Linked DNA regions of Mus musculus: regions 2 and 3 are each linked to region 1. The links are chromatin contacts, found by Hi-C or POLR2A ChIA-PET in ENCODE. All regions are on one chromosome and are shown on one strand. The core of a region is the stretch at or near the end of the contact, and the rest is flanking DNA. Distances in the headings are between cores, read along the strand shown. Region 1 holds the start of Zfhx3 (zinc finger homeobox 3). Region 2 overlaps Zfhx3 (zinc finger homeobox 3). Region 3 has its middle 28 kb from the start of Lncbate1.

The links. Hi-C counts contacts between places; a loop is a spot of excess contacts on that map. ChIA-PET counts read pairs that join two places held with the same protein, here RNA polymerase II (POLR2A).
Region 2: a loop to region 1 is called in a map of mouse trophoblast stem cell, with 2.4 times the contacts of the local background. The contact joins the enhancer-like site here to the promoter of Zfhx3 in region 1. A Hi-C loop is called at or near these places in 1 of 37 maps with a recorded cell type or tissue (mouse trophoblast stem cell). POLR2A ChIA-PET finds 5 or more read pairs at or near these places in 1 of 5 experiments (Patski).
Region 3: a loop to region 1 is called in a map of heart, with 2.0 times the contacts of the local background. The contact joins the enhancer-like site here to the promoter of Zfhx3 in region 1. A Hi-C loop is called at or near these places in 1 of 37 maps with a recorded cell type or tissue (heart). POLR2A ChIA-PET finds 5 or more read pairs at or near these places in 2 of 5 experiments (both embryonic stem cell).

What each region holds. Positions count from the first base shown.
Region 1 is chr8:108,711,954-108,716,424 of GRCm38, forward strand. It overlaps Zfhx3 (zinc finger homeobox 3), which reads left to right and starts at 2,691. Exons shown (of 10, transcript NM_007496.2): 1 at 2,691-3,377.
Region 2 is chr8:108,827,665-108,832,135 of GRCm38, forward strand. The region is part of intron 3 of Zfhx3 (zinc finger homeobox 3); the gene reads left to right. Among named protein-coding and RNA genes, the nearest start is that of Mir3108, 110 kb to the right of the region's middle. Within about 2 kb of position 1,972, at least 1 of the 3 ENCODE cell types and tissues checked has a DNase peak (open chromatin) inside an H3K27ac peak, as active enhancers do.
Region 3 is chr8:108,610,792-108,615,262 of GRCm38, forward strand. It overlaps a transcript of Zfhx3 not described here. Among named protein-coding and RNA genes, the nearest start is that of Lncbate1, 28 kb to the left of the region's middle. Within about 2 kb of position 2,165, at least 1 of the 3 ENCODE cell types and tissues checked has a DNase peak (open chromatin) inside an H3K27ac peak, as active enhancers do; it is heart, where a contact is called at or near this core.

The DNA of each region.
Region 1 (4,471 bases), core at 1,441-3,940:
GTGGTGCTCTGAAGAGGGGCTGGCATGCTGACATCCTCTGGATCTTCACTCAGGGATCATACTTTTAGCTTTTGGGACTTGAGAAGACACAGCACTGGGGGTGGGGGTGGGGGAGCGAGTCTGGGGGTGGGGAAGCAGGTTTGGCTGGGTTGGAGAGGTGTCATTTATCAGCCAGCTAAGCGTTCAAGCGTTCGTGGGCAGACCTCTGGCTCGGAGAATGGGTAAGGGGAGGAGAAGAGAAGGGGCTAGCATTCCCTGGTTTATTTTTAAATATTTATCCTTTGGCTGTCAGTGAGGCTTTCTAGCCGAGCGAGCGAGCGAGCGAGTGAGGGAGCTGAGGCCAGGGAAGGAAAGGGCGGTGAGAAACCCGTGAAGGGGCCTGCCTTTTCTGGCGGTGGCTCTATTTTGTCCTTGCGTCCTGGGTGCTGCCCCAGAATATCAGGCTGTCAGTGCTGGGCAGGCCTGGGTTTAACATCAGACAGCTGCCCTGTCCTGAGTCTGGGGACAGAATTGGCAACGTGGATTTCGGAGAAATTGACGGTTTCATTATGTGAGCGTGGGCCTTGTGAATTCCCTCTTGTTTTGGTTGGATGGAAATGAGTTACCCCCGAGGCAGGAGCACCCCAGCTTTTTTTTTTTTTCACAGTCCATCCTGTTCACGACGGTCTCCAGGCTGTAGGTTACCTGCCTGTGGCTCTCCAAGTTAAATTTTTGTCTAAACAAAGACAGGCTTGAGTAGGCCTCGTCATGCATGTAGTTATTGCAGGGTTGAGATAAAGAAAGGGGATCAGGGTCATTCTTTTTTCTGCTTGTCAGGCTTCTGAGGTGTAGAAGGCCTGACCCAGGGCCTGGGACAGAGGCAGGATCAAGGCAGAGGCCCTCTACTGCCACCCCCTCCTCAGGATCTCTCATTACTTTAGATCCTGTCTTGTGGGGTGTTTTTTTTTCCCTTTCTAGCTTTCATTTTGTCAAAATGTGTATCCCATGCCCCCACCTATACTCACCTCCTTACAAGATTCTGAGGCTGTCCCGTGAATAAAACTCATGAGGAAGCTGCAAAATTCAGTTTTCCAGGAGTGGAAAGCAGTTTCCTGTTGGCTTTGCATCTTCAGCCTGTAGCTTCCAGGTGAGGGCTGAGGGTCTGGAATCTCTGTTTTCCCAAAGAGATTTCTGGAGGGGGGGGTCATCTTCTGAGAGGAGATTCTCCCCCCCCCCACCTTGCCTATCTCCTCGTCTTTATGCATTATTCATTGCCACTTTTTCAATTAAATTATTAATTGGTTTTCTTTAAGGTGTTCCTGACTCGTGTGGCTAACATAAATAACAGTGTGTTTTGAAAACACCACCTGTTCTTGAGCCCGAGGTCAGGCAGCCTGAAGCAGGTCTATGGAGGCCATACTCTGGCTCAAAAACCCATCCTCCCCCAACCCCCCCAGACCTGCTCTCCCCCTTCCCCAAGTTTGACTAAATTTGGCCTCTGCCCTCCTTTGTCCCTAATCAGACATGATTCCCCAGAGGCAGCTCTTTTCTCCCAAGGTCCTAGCTTGGGGTGGGGGAAGGGAGACGGCGATTGCAATCTTTTTTTTTTTTCTTGTGCTAAAATATAGACAGGGTAACAGACTGCGCCCAACAGGTTAGGTATTTACATCGATTTGAAACCGAATTCTATTGTACCAAAATGCTTCCTACATTGGGGCCCTGTAGTTTTCACCAAGCAAGCCTCCCCCTTTCCTCCCTGTTAGTGTGTGTTTAATGCAAATACGATTCCATACATTCTGCTCTTCGCCGGGTGAGCTTATTATATTTCTAACACTTGCATGGTTCATTATTGTGCAGTAGGAAAAGACTCGCGGCTGCCGGGGGCAGCCTGGGTGGCTGGTTTTCAGAAAGAGAAAAAGCAGGTGTCTTTCTATGCTGGGAATGAAGACTAGATTTAGGAGGAGGGTGGAATTCTGTCTGAGAGGACTGGAGCCTTCCGGTGAGATTTCAAGGGGGCCTGCCTTTGCATAACAGAACGCCAAAGGTGAACCTTGGGAGACCTAGAAGTGCCCAGCTGTCGCTGTGACCAGCCGAGGTAGCCCCGTTGGGTTTGATCCTGGTGGTAGAATCGTCTTGAGCCGGGCCACCTTTCTTGCCCTGTCTGAAATGCTCTGTGGCTCCTAAGGGCAGTCTCCTGATCCTGACAGCGGGTGGTTCCAGGCTGCTTGGCCTTTTCTAGTCGTTTCTTGCTCTCCTCTTCTCCCCCTCTCCTTAGAAACTGTCCTTAAACTCTCAATGGAGAGTGAGTGAGTAGGGGATGTTTTCGTAAGTTTCTGCAGCTGAAAAACAGAAGTGCTCTGTGAAGCAGTTAATAGGATGGGTGTGTGTTTCAAATAAATTCCTGTCCACATTGGCTAAAGTCCCCATGTTAGAGTGGCCTGGCTCTGACGTGGACAGGGCCCAGAGACTGATGGATCAGGGTTCGGAGGCCCCGACTGCTTGTTCTTCTCTTTTGGGGGAGAGACTGGGGGTGGCCGAAGGCGCGTCCGTTTCTTCCAGGCCGGCCTTTGACTTTTGATGAGCGGTGCGGTCAGTGCCTCGCGGGGACGCGGCTTTGTTCCTGCCGGGCCGGTTCCTGGGTTGGTGCAGGCCAGGGCAGCCAAGGCTCCTGTCCCCAGGCGAGTGCGGCCCAGGCCGCCTCCAAGGCTGGTGCTGGGAGCCCGGGCCCGGCAGCTCCGGCCCTGCTCCTGTGTGTTTGTGCGTCTATGTCCCCAGGTCCCCGCAGGCGCGCGGGCGCGGCCACCGCGAGCAGCCCGGCCTGCGCCCAGCGCGACTGTAGATGTCAGGCTTTGCCCGGGGAGCCGAGAGGCTGCGGGGCTGTGAGTTTCAAATTAACCTTCCGCTTTGTTGCTGTGTAATGTGGATCCCCGAAGGCCCCCCGCCCCGCCCGCCCCCCTTCCTCGGGCGGTGCGCGCTGCAAACTGCGAGTTGAGCTTCATTTACATAAAGCGATTCCGGGCGGGCGGGCGGGCGAGCGGGCGGCGCAGGAGGAGGAGAGAGGCGGGCAGGCCGGGACGGGGACCGGGACGCAGCGCCGCGCCCCGTGGGTGAATCCCCGCCGCGCCTGGGGGACCTCCCTCCCCGGGGCAGCCCGCAGATCGCCAGCCCCGGGCCGCCACCATGCGCGCCCCGCCCCTGCCGCCAGGCCCCTCGCTCCTAGCCTGCGCCACCGCCGAGCCCGGGGGGCAGCGGGAGGTGGGGAGAATGCCGCCTGGGGTGGGTAAGTTCGGGGCTCCGCTGCCACTGGAATCTCCCGTTGTCGCGCTGCCCGGCGTGGTGGCCCCCGGACCTCCGAGTGCCTCCTTCCTCCTGAGGTGTACGGAGGCTTTGTGTGCCAGGTGAGTGCAGCCTCCCTCCCCCGCCGCGCCGCTCGCAGCCGGCCTAGCGCTGGAGGCAGGTGCTGCGAGTGAGTCTTGGCTGAACTTCCCATTCTCTTGGGGCGTGTGGGGGAAGGGCAGGCTTGGATGCACTTGAACTCCTAGACTCCAGGAGGAACCTACCTGGGGAGAGAGTGGCTTAGAGTCTGCTGGGCACCAGAGTACGTTCTTCCTCCTATCTCCTCTTGCTTTTCCTTCCCGACCTCCTCCTCCTCCTCCTCCTCCTGCTTTTGGGTTAGTTCCTACCTTGTTAATACTTGGGGGTACTGGTGCCATTGAGAACTTTGGATTCTTTGGTCTAAAACACACCTTCAGCTGCCGGGGGGGGGGGCGGTTATGAAGGAAAGAGAGAGAGAGAGTGAGAGTGTGTTAGAAGTCGCTGGTCAGTTTGCAGCAATGTGAAGAATGTGCCTGTTTGGGGAGTAATTAAAGAGAGAATCAGGGCAGAGCTGGCGGGACCTATGGAGATCATCTTGGCCTGGCTGCTCTCTAATTTCGGTTTGTTCTTCTGCCAGAACCGGTACAGCATTTATTTTGGGGGGCGGGAAGTACGAAGGAAAGGTAAGATTTTTTTTTTAAACTCCATTTAAAGAGGAGAGATATCCAAGTTAGGGTAGCAACAAGAAAAATAACAACAAAAAAACCAAAAACAAAACCAAAACAAAATCCAACTCAAAGTCATTTTGTAGGCTTAGAGAGAAACAAGCTTTCTGGATAACAGCCTTTTCTGTCCTGTGCGTACCTATGTAATGATGATGGTGATGGGAAATCTTACCCTCAGGGGAGAGCCCACAGCCCACATGGCACACTCAAAGGGAGTTTCAGCAGCCAGCCTTAGTGGTGGTACCCAGTGTGCTAAACTGGTTTAAAGGTGACCGGAGAGCAGGTGAGTCCAGGAGGGCACCCCACCCCCCACCCTCCACCCCTTGCATTTTCTCATTTATCAGCCTCTGAAGACTCTCTTGGAGCCACTGATATATAAACCCCAGAGCATATAGGCTTCCCATCTGGAAGGCAGGGAAGGCCAGGGCCTGCTTGGTGTACGGCATCAAGAC
Region 2 (4,471 bases), core at 722-3,221, 110 kb after region 1:
AGCCACGAACCCGTTTGCGCATTCACCACCTGTGATAATTACTATTTTGACACTTAATGAGTAATAGCTTTGCTAGGCAGGCCTTGTAGGGAATGTGGAGACAGAGATGCGGGCCCTGCCCGCGAGCCACGTGGTATAAGTGCCAGGATGAAGCAATTCAAAGCAGGATGGAAAAAAAATGCGGTCCACTGCTGATGTTGATGGCGAATGAGTATTGGCGTTTCCTTAGCGGTACTGATTTCCTTAGCTTTTTCATTAGCTCCCACTTCATCTACTACCAAGGAGAGAGACTTGAGATTGATGAGGTCATAGCAGAGATCTGGGAAGTGCTTCGTGGGCTGTGGCGAAGAGTCTTCATTCCTGGGTGTGCTTCCTGGATGTTACGTGCGTCATGCAGACAGTCTAAGGAGGCAAAGTCAGGGCCGTACATCCCGGGGTGCTACCATACAAGTCGTCTACATTTTTTTTGGTTTCAGAAAGTAAGGCATTTGAATTCGTCAAGAATAGATTGTGTTTCTTCTCTCCTTATTATAGATAGATAACCCAAGTGGCGGGTTATGCTTGTGTATAGCATATGTATAGATTCAAGTGAACACATGTGTGTAAACATGTTTGTAATTTTTAGGCATGTTGCATGCCTTATATTACTAATTTTATTAGTCCCCATAACAGCTTTCAAGCTATTATATTTATGCAGTGTGAGCATGCATGCATATATGTCTGTCTGTCTACGTACACGTGCCACAGCATGCAGGAGAAATCAGAAGACAGCTTTTAGGGACCTCGAGAGTTAGTTCTGTCCTTGTACTGTGTGGATCCTGGAGCTGGAACCTAGGTCTTCAGACTTGGCAGCGAGCATCTTTCCTAGGTGAGCCATCCAGTTGGCCCATAGCAGCCTTACTGTGTTATGCGCTAAATGATTTCTCCAAGAGCTTAAGAGTGGACAGAGCAAGGAAGCAAGATGAGGGGAGAGTGGCTTCCAAATGACAGAAATGTCCCCGGCTCTGACAGGTGCCAGCCCCACCTCCTCATGCATCCGCTGTAATATCGCCTGCAGAGCAGAGGAAGCCTAGCATTGGATATCCTGATGTGTAGGGTAGGGTGGGATTCTAGAAACAGTGCCGCATGTGGCAATCTGGCCGTGCCCAGTCAAGACAATCTTGTACAAACAAAAGACCCCAGATACTAGAGAGTGCTTAGAGTCTCACTGTGCACTCCACAGGGTTGGAGGACACCTGAGACCATATGCAGGCATATCTGATCCTATGCTACCTTGTCTCTGTGTTCAGTATGTTGGGCAGACATCTCCTCTTGTGCTGTGACAGCCACCTTGCTTGTCAACCCTTTGCTCCAGACGCTGGCACCAGTTGCCATACCTCCCACTTGGTATTTAACTGGCAAAACAGGTGAGATCGGATGAGACAGGCTTAGGTACAGAAGGCACAGATGACTGTGGCCCAAGTGGTGTCACCTGTGTAGGACAGGTGGACCTCATAGCCCCCCCATGAGTGATTTGGGGATGATCAGACACTAACGTTCCCTTAGTGAAGGGCAGTGCCAAGCAAGAATGGGCCATGGGAAGTTACTTTAGGGAGGAGAGTTTGGGTGTGTACAAAACAGTCCAGATTTGGCGCTTCAGTGTCCCTGCTTGTGACCAAAGCTGGAAGGAAGACAGTCGGGAGTGCATGCCTGGCCCTGAGATGTGGTCATGTTCCGAGGCTTCCGTACAGTGAGGCCAATTTTATCGCTGCCCCCCCCCCCCCCCCACCAATCCCAGATACTTTGCAGTGGAGCTTAGTTTAGGGACCAGCTGGCAGGGGCCCTCTGCATGCCTCCCGCCATGCCCAGCTGGGAGGCGGGCCTGCTTTCCTTCTGCATCTGTGCGTGTGGCCATTTTAATTTTTCCCTGGACAGCCTTTGCCTGGGATACTGCTTGCCGCCTGCCATGGTTGCTAGGAAACCGGCAGAGGCCCGTCTTCTCCTCGGTCAGGACAAGGCCCCAGCCAAGCATCCCAGAGCCTGAGCCAGCACGGATCCTGCTGAGAGCTGGCCACATGTGCTAACCCTCTTTTGCTCTCTGTCAGAGTCCCTTCTTCCCAGACCCCAAGACTCCTTGCTTCATATCCAGCAGCCACGTCTGGTAGCTGTCTCTCTGCGCCTCTCCTGTTAGCTTTGAGATTCTGTTGGATAGGACTGAGGATGGCCTGGAAGCCACATGAAGATGACATTCCCTCAGGTCCTTCCATTACCCTGCTTAGACCACACTTGGACAAACCAGCCCCCCTCTGGGTTCTCCACCTCTCCGGGTGACCCACAACACTTCTTCTTGTAGCTTCACGCCCTTCCTGCTTCCGAGCAAGACTCTATACCCATTGGAGGAAAGGGAAAAAACGGGTGTGTTTGTTTGTTTGCTTGTTTGTTTGTTTGCTTGTTTGTTTGTTTTTTAAGCCCTGGGGTCCATGAAGAAGTAATAATGGCTGCCTTGCTGCTCCAGTTACCTGCAGCTTGTCTCAGAATAATGCAGGCAGAGCAGGAGAATGGGGGACAGGGGCAGGAGTGGGGACTGCCCGTTAGAAGTAGAATTTGAATCAGAAGCCAGAGAACACTCGGAGCATGCCTGTGTGTTCTGCAAGGATGCCCAGTTCTGGCCAGGGGTTGGGCGGGGCCCTTGGTTGCTTTGCTTCCCCGTGCAGACCTCAGTTGTCTTCTGCTCGAGGAAGCCACTTAAGTCACTTGCACAGCTTTCCCCTTCAATGTTTATTTCAAGTCGATCATACTCTTAAATCGTAAAGACTTCCAGGGGCTCTGAGCCCTGTTGGTGTTGGTGGCCGGCCATGAGGATTACTTATCCCCCCCCCCCCCCCCCGGCTCACCCGCTGGGATGTCTGTCAGAATATGAAGTGCAGGTAAAGTGCAGTGGGCGTGTTATCTTCTGGACATTGATATCTATGGCTGTTCTTACAACATTGGTTATGTCAGGTAGTTAGTTTTTTAGCAAACTATTCTGTTGTACTAGTTAAAACAATTACGGCATGCCCTTGCTGCAGCTCGCTGGGCAGCTGTGGAAAAAGTATTGATGCATATGTATGTCTTAGTGGGAAAGACAGTCCCTGTGTAGTAGGAAAACACTGCCTGTATTGATTACTGCATTTATGCAATGCTGTGGCGTAGTATAGGTTGGACATCCCGAGACAGAGATTGGTAGGAACTGTTTCGTCTTAGTGGTGTAGAATTCGGTGGTGATTTGTAATTTCATAGTGCCTTTAAGGGACAACAAGCAGGGGCTGGTCTTTTAAGTTTGAGGACCTGAGTTCGGGCCTAAGACCCACATATGCTGGTTGTGGTAGTGTACAACACACACTTGTTGTCTAGGCCCAGGGAGACAGAGACAGGAGGGTCTGTCAGGCTCCCTGCCGGACTGGCCTAATTGCCAATCTCTAGGCCAGAGAGGCTGTGATTCAAAGGAGGTTGGTAGTGTCGCAGAGAATAATGACAGGTGTGTGCTCTGACCTCCACATGTAGGTGTCTGCACGCCTTTACACACACACACACACACACACACACTCACACACACATACACACTCATACTCACACACACACTCACACATGCAGGCAGGCACTCACAGTTCTTAAAAAGCAGATATATCCTTTTGGGCGTCAGAAGCAACTGGGGAACCGTTTTAAAGGGCAGGTTGCAGTTCCCATCTTGAGATTGTTCCCTGAGCACAGGTTGGAAAGACAGATTACGTTTTTAGTAGGCATTCCCAGCATCTACCAGATGAAGGTCATTTAGGAAATACGGAACCCCGTGAAGGAATGGCCCACTGAACAGCAGCAGCCTTTGGGTTCCTCTGCATAGTTCTGCAGTTGACTCCTAGGGCACATCTAATCATAGGAAAGCTTTTCCGTGCGAGAAAGACTGCTTACGTCACTGTCACTACCACCACAGGTAGAATCAGCTCCATCTTGTTCATGGCTCTCCGGAGAGTGAGATCCTTGTAGTCCGATGGTTTCACAGACAGTCCTGGGTGTATTTTGTCAAGGGGCAAATGTTTTTATTTGTTACTCAGTTATTCAGTGAATATTTTTCTCTGGCATGATTCTCACAGCTGTATGCACTGTAGCTGGAAGGTGCCGTGATGATGGGGGTCACAATGGTGGTCACCGCCTCTCCCCCTTGTCATCCATCCCTGGGCGTGTCTTTCTCACCCAGCTTCCTTCCCATCATCTGCATCATCACAGTCTTCGTTCTTATCCCATGTGATGAATGCTGTCGGCCCTTGTGAGGCAAGACCTTCTTGATGAATTCCCCCTGGGCTTGTCCCTTTAACACAGACATCTGTATTATGGTACCTTTCCATCCCTTCATCCAGCAGCTGTACAAACCCTCAGTTCCCATGGAACTCCCAGCGCCTTGAAACGAGCCGGGTTTTGCTCGTTTCTGTGGAAGTGATGGGTTAAGCTGCCCCAA
Region 3 (4,471 bases), core at 915-3,414, 100 kb before region 1:
ACTGTGATGACAATCTGTCATCTGAGGTCAGGTGAAGAATTTTCTACACATAGCTTCAAATTGACACTCAAAAAGTTTGGGAACTTTTTGGATTTCGAATTTTTTGAATGAGCATGCTCAACCCTCACCCCAATCTTGTGTGTGTGTGTGTGTGTGTGTGTGTGTGTGTGTGTGTGTGTGTGCGTGTGTGTGTGTGTGTCTACATACACATCAACAGTCATCTTAGGGGACTGACTCAAAAGCCCTTTTCAGATACCAAAGTCTGTATGTGACTGCTTGAGTCCTTCATGTACAGTAACATGGTATTTGCATGTAACCTACACACATCTTCCTACACATTAGGTCACTTCTAGATCCCGTGTCTCTAATGCCATGTAGGTTCTGTGTAAATTGTTTTACTGTGTGTGTTCAGGGAACATTGGTAAGAGGAAAAAATCCGGGCTGGTCCTATATACATGTAACTTTCTCACGTGTTTTAAACATATATTTGGCTGAGTGGGCAGATGAGGACTGAGAGATAGGGAAAGCTGTGTATTTATGCGTGTCTATCTACATGGAAAACGGTATATGTGCCTCTATGATACAAGTGTGAGTAATTGTGTCTCACTGTATCGGTAGGTTCCACTTCCAGTGTACTATATCGTAGTACCATCGGGGGATCTGTTCAAGTGGAGATCAGAGCAATGGGTCCTAGGTTGATGGCTCAGCCTCCGTGGTTTTTTTTTTTTTTTTTTTTTTTTTTTTTTTTTTTAAGAGCTGGTGTCTGGGAGATGCCCATTATCTGTAAGACAAATGCCCTTTATGCAGACCTCTGAAGCCTGAAGATCATGTACCCCTAACAGTGCATTGTTTTGCCTTTGGATGGTGTTTGGGATTGCTTGTAAGGATATATATTTCAACTGGGAAAATAAAAACCTTTATTTTTAGGCTGAAATTGTGTTCACACTACTTCGTGTCCATGATTTTAGCATTTGTCCTTCATTTTTCACCCATCGTTAGTCTAATGAGGGTTTTCTGAAGGTTAAACCTCTGACTTAGTTCTTGTTCCCCAGAATATATTTTTATTTACCAAAATCTCATATCACCATGGTAACTATCAAGAGTCCTTTAAAATGCACGCTGCTTTTTTTTTTTTTCTTGGTACCAATCTACTGCACAATCTACAGGCAACAGACATTGCAAAACAAAAAAAGTCACCCAGCCCCCATGGCTCTCAGGTCTTCCCATTCTGATGCATCTCCAGGAGGAGGGAACAAAAAAAAAAAACCTACAAAGATAATAAACTCCTGTACTACAAGACAGGGACAGGGCGTGCATGTCCCAAGCCTCGAGCTCTCAGTGCTGTGCGAGAGAAGAGGAAATGCTGAAAAGCGGAACAGGAAACAGATGGGGGGACACGATCTCTCGAACCCCCCAAAAGTTCCAAGAAACCTCAGACTAGCCTGGTTGCTGGAAGGTTAGGACAAAATAGTAACAAAGAGAAGCCACCTGAAGCAGGCACCAGGAGAGGTCACAGCAAAGGGGAGCTGTGTAGCTGGCAGCTCAGTAGCAGGCGGGGAAGGAGAAAGTTAAACCATGCCTGCATCCATTGAGACCAGCGTGGTGGAGAAGGTCGACATCGTCGTTGCAAAGCTTGCCCCATGCCCTCGCCTCACTCTGGCTGCATAGCCAGCTCTTCAGCCATATGTGTCTGGAGACACTATTTCCTTTGGCTAAATGAAGAGCTTCTACGGCCCTTTCTTTACTGGGAATTGAGCTTTCAAAGGGGACGAAAAGAAATGCACTTGGTCTGCATCATCGTGAGCCTTAAGGGGTTCCTGTAAAGGTAAGAAATGGATTGTCCGAGTCCATGTGCTGGGGCCATTTTCAATGACTCAAGCGGAGATACATCAAAGAATCTAAACGACTTCATTAAAATTCACTCTGTCATGCAATGATTTGTCCATGAAAAGAAAATGATTCTCATGCCCGAGACCCGTCCTCTAGGAAGAACTTTCCAGGCAGGAACAAACATGCTGGGGTGGAATATTTCATCTCTTTACAGGTTGTGCAAGTCCGGGGTGGAATTGTTCCTTCCCCGCTAGAGAGCTGGGCCAGTTTCCTGAGATGCTCCAAGAGGCCTCCCCTCTCCAAGTGAGATGGCAGAGTTCTCTCCCCAAATCCCGGACACCCCTCCCCCTCCCCAGCAACTGCATTTCACTTGTGACCTCGCCCAGCCTGTGGTCAGGAAAGAGCCTTTGAACACATCTCCAAAGTTGCTATGATTAGAAGGGCTTTGATTAGCCAGCTCAGCTGGTCCCTCCTTGCTGTTACTCTTCGCCCTTCCCCCACCCCCTTCCCATGACTCCTTTCTCCATCCCATAATCCAGGCAGTCCAGGCAGTTCAGAGTTTTGGTTGTTTTTTTCTTAAGCAACTCTCTCTCTCTCTCTCTCTCTCTCTCTCTCTCTCTCTCTCTCTCTCTCTCTCTCTCTCTCTCTCTCTTTCCAATTGCTTCCTAAATCTCAAAACACAGTTAACACTAATCCCGATTTGTTTAGGGTTTATCTACATTATTAATTCCAATCATGTGAAAAAGAAAAAGGGGGAAAAAAAAGTGTGAGGCCCTGGTTTGTGTACAAAGTTTGGGTGTCTGTGAAAGGAGCCAGCTATCCCTGGGAAACATATTTTCTTTAGATATCTTTTTAATCCAAACAACTTTCTTTTCTAGTCTGAAAATATTCCTTGTGATGGGACCTGTCCTGAACCATTTCATTTATTATTATCGCCTCCCCCCCCACACACACACACCCCAGTTGATATCTTTTGAAGCTGCTGCCTGCATTAATCTGGACTTAATATGGATTTAAACATTTACAATGGAAAATAATTTTGGTTAAAAAATAATCTCTCTCCATAAAGCTAGAGGACCCGCGCCCTGCCCCTCATGCAACTGTCACCATCTCTGACAGCTTGGGATGGAATGAGATTCTTGAATATGCATGTTGAAGAGAATGCAAACCAAGGCTCACAGGGTACATGTAATATTTTATATTTGGCAGCTGTTATGACTGGCTGGAGTTGACTGATACCCAGGGTCCTGACTTGTTGTTTGAATGAATTCATCATTTTTCAGGACACAGGAGCAGTTATTTGGTACCCAGGATATACTAAAAATATCTTCAGTTGGACTTGATGGAAGCTGTCTTTCAAGGAGAGATGGCTGCATTCAGCTGTCATACAGGATATTTTCAGTAACTCAGGGCTTGGGGAGGCTGTGGTTCTAACCCTTCTCAGCTCGCCACCCCACCCCTCTTCCCTGTTTGTATTCTTCACTCTCTCTGGCACAATGGAAATACCACATGTCATTGGGTGACCTCAGGCAAGGCCAGTGTTAGCAAGTAGAGTGGAGCTTGTCTAGGTTGGACCCTATTCATGGGAATTTGGAGAATTTAGATGAGAGCTAGAGGTATAGTTTTTCAGCTCCACATATAGAACTCACCACATGTTTTCTCAAAGTCTGTAGAGTAGAACTGAGCTGACTCTACTTTGTGCACTTTAGTGGGAGGAAATCTGTGGTTTGATTGTAGCTATTCCCTCCATTCTTATATCCATGCAGACATCACTAATCAATTGCAGACACCCATTGTCACTAACCAGGCAGCAGCTTCTGTTTCCTAATATTAGGTTCCAAGGATCCCAGATTTCCTCAAAGCATTCTTCCAACTTGACTCTGACAGGTTCAGCTAGGAAGTCTTTCCTCAATCTACTAGACATTCTCTATATTTGACTCCTCCATTCAAATTGCTATCCTCTTTCAAGGCCCCCTTTAAAATATCTGACCTACTTAACAAGGCTTCTCAATCACTTCTTGTTGCTGCTGTGTTTTTTTATTTTAAGATTTATTTGTTCTTATGTGTCTGAGTGTTTTGTTGTATGTCTATATGTGTACAAGGTATGTGCAGTGTCTGCAGTTTCCAGAAGAGGACATTGGATGCCTGGAACAGAAGTTATAGACAGACGGTTGTAAACTGTCATGTGGGTGCTGGGAACTGAACCCAGGCCCTCTAGAAAAGCACTTTTAACTGCTGAGCCATCTCCCTAGCCCCTGGTATTATTATAGGTTTATCTTCATACTATTTGACTCTTTCCAAGGTAACATAATTCATTGCAGAAATTTTATAAACTATAGTATGCAGGAAAGTAGAAAAATTAACTTATTAGTAATGTATACTGATATATAAATGTCCAAACAAAATATATAAATATTTCTTGTTTTTATTGTAAAATATTTAAGTACAAGGGCTCCAGATATAGCTCAGAGATAGAGCACTTAATTGGCTACATCAAATCCATATATATAGTCATTTGTTATTAAAATATATTATATATATAGTCATTTGTTATTAAAATATATTATATATAGTCATTTGTTATTAAAATATATAGATATGATTACATCCAAAGTGAGTGGATTTATACTATATGGTATGT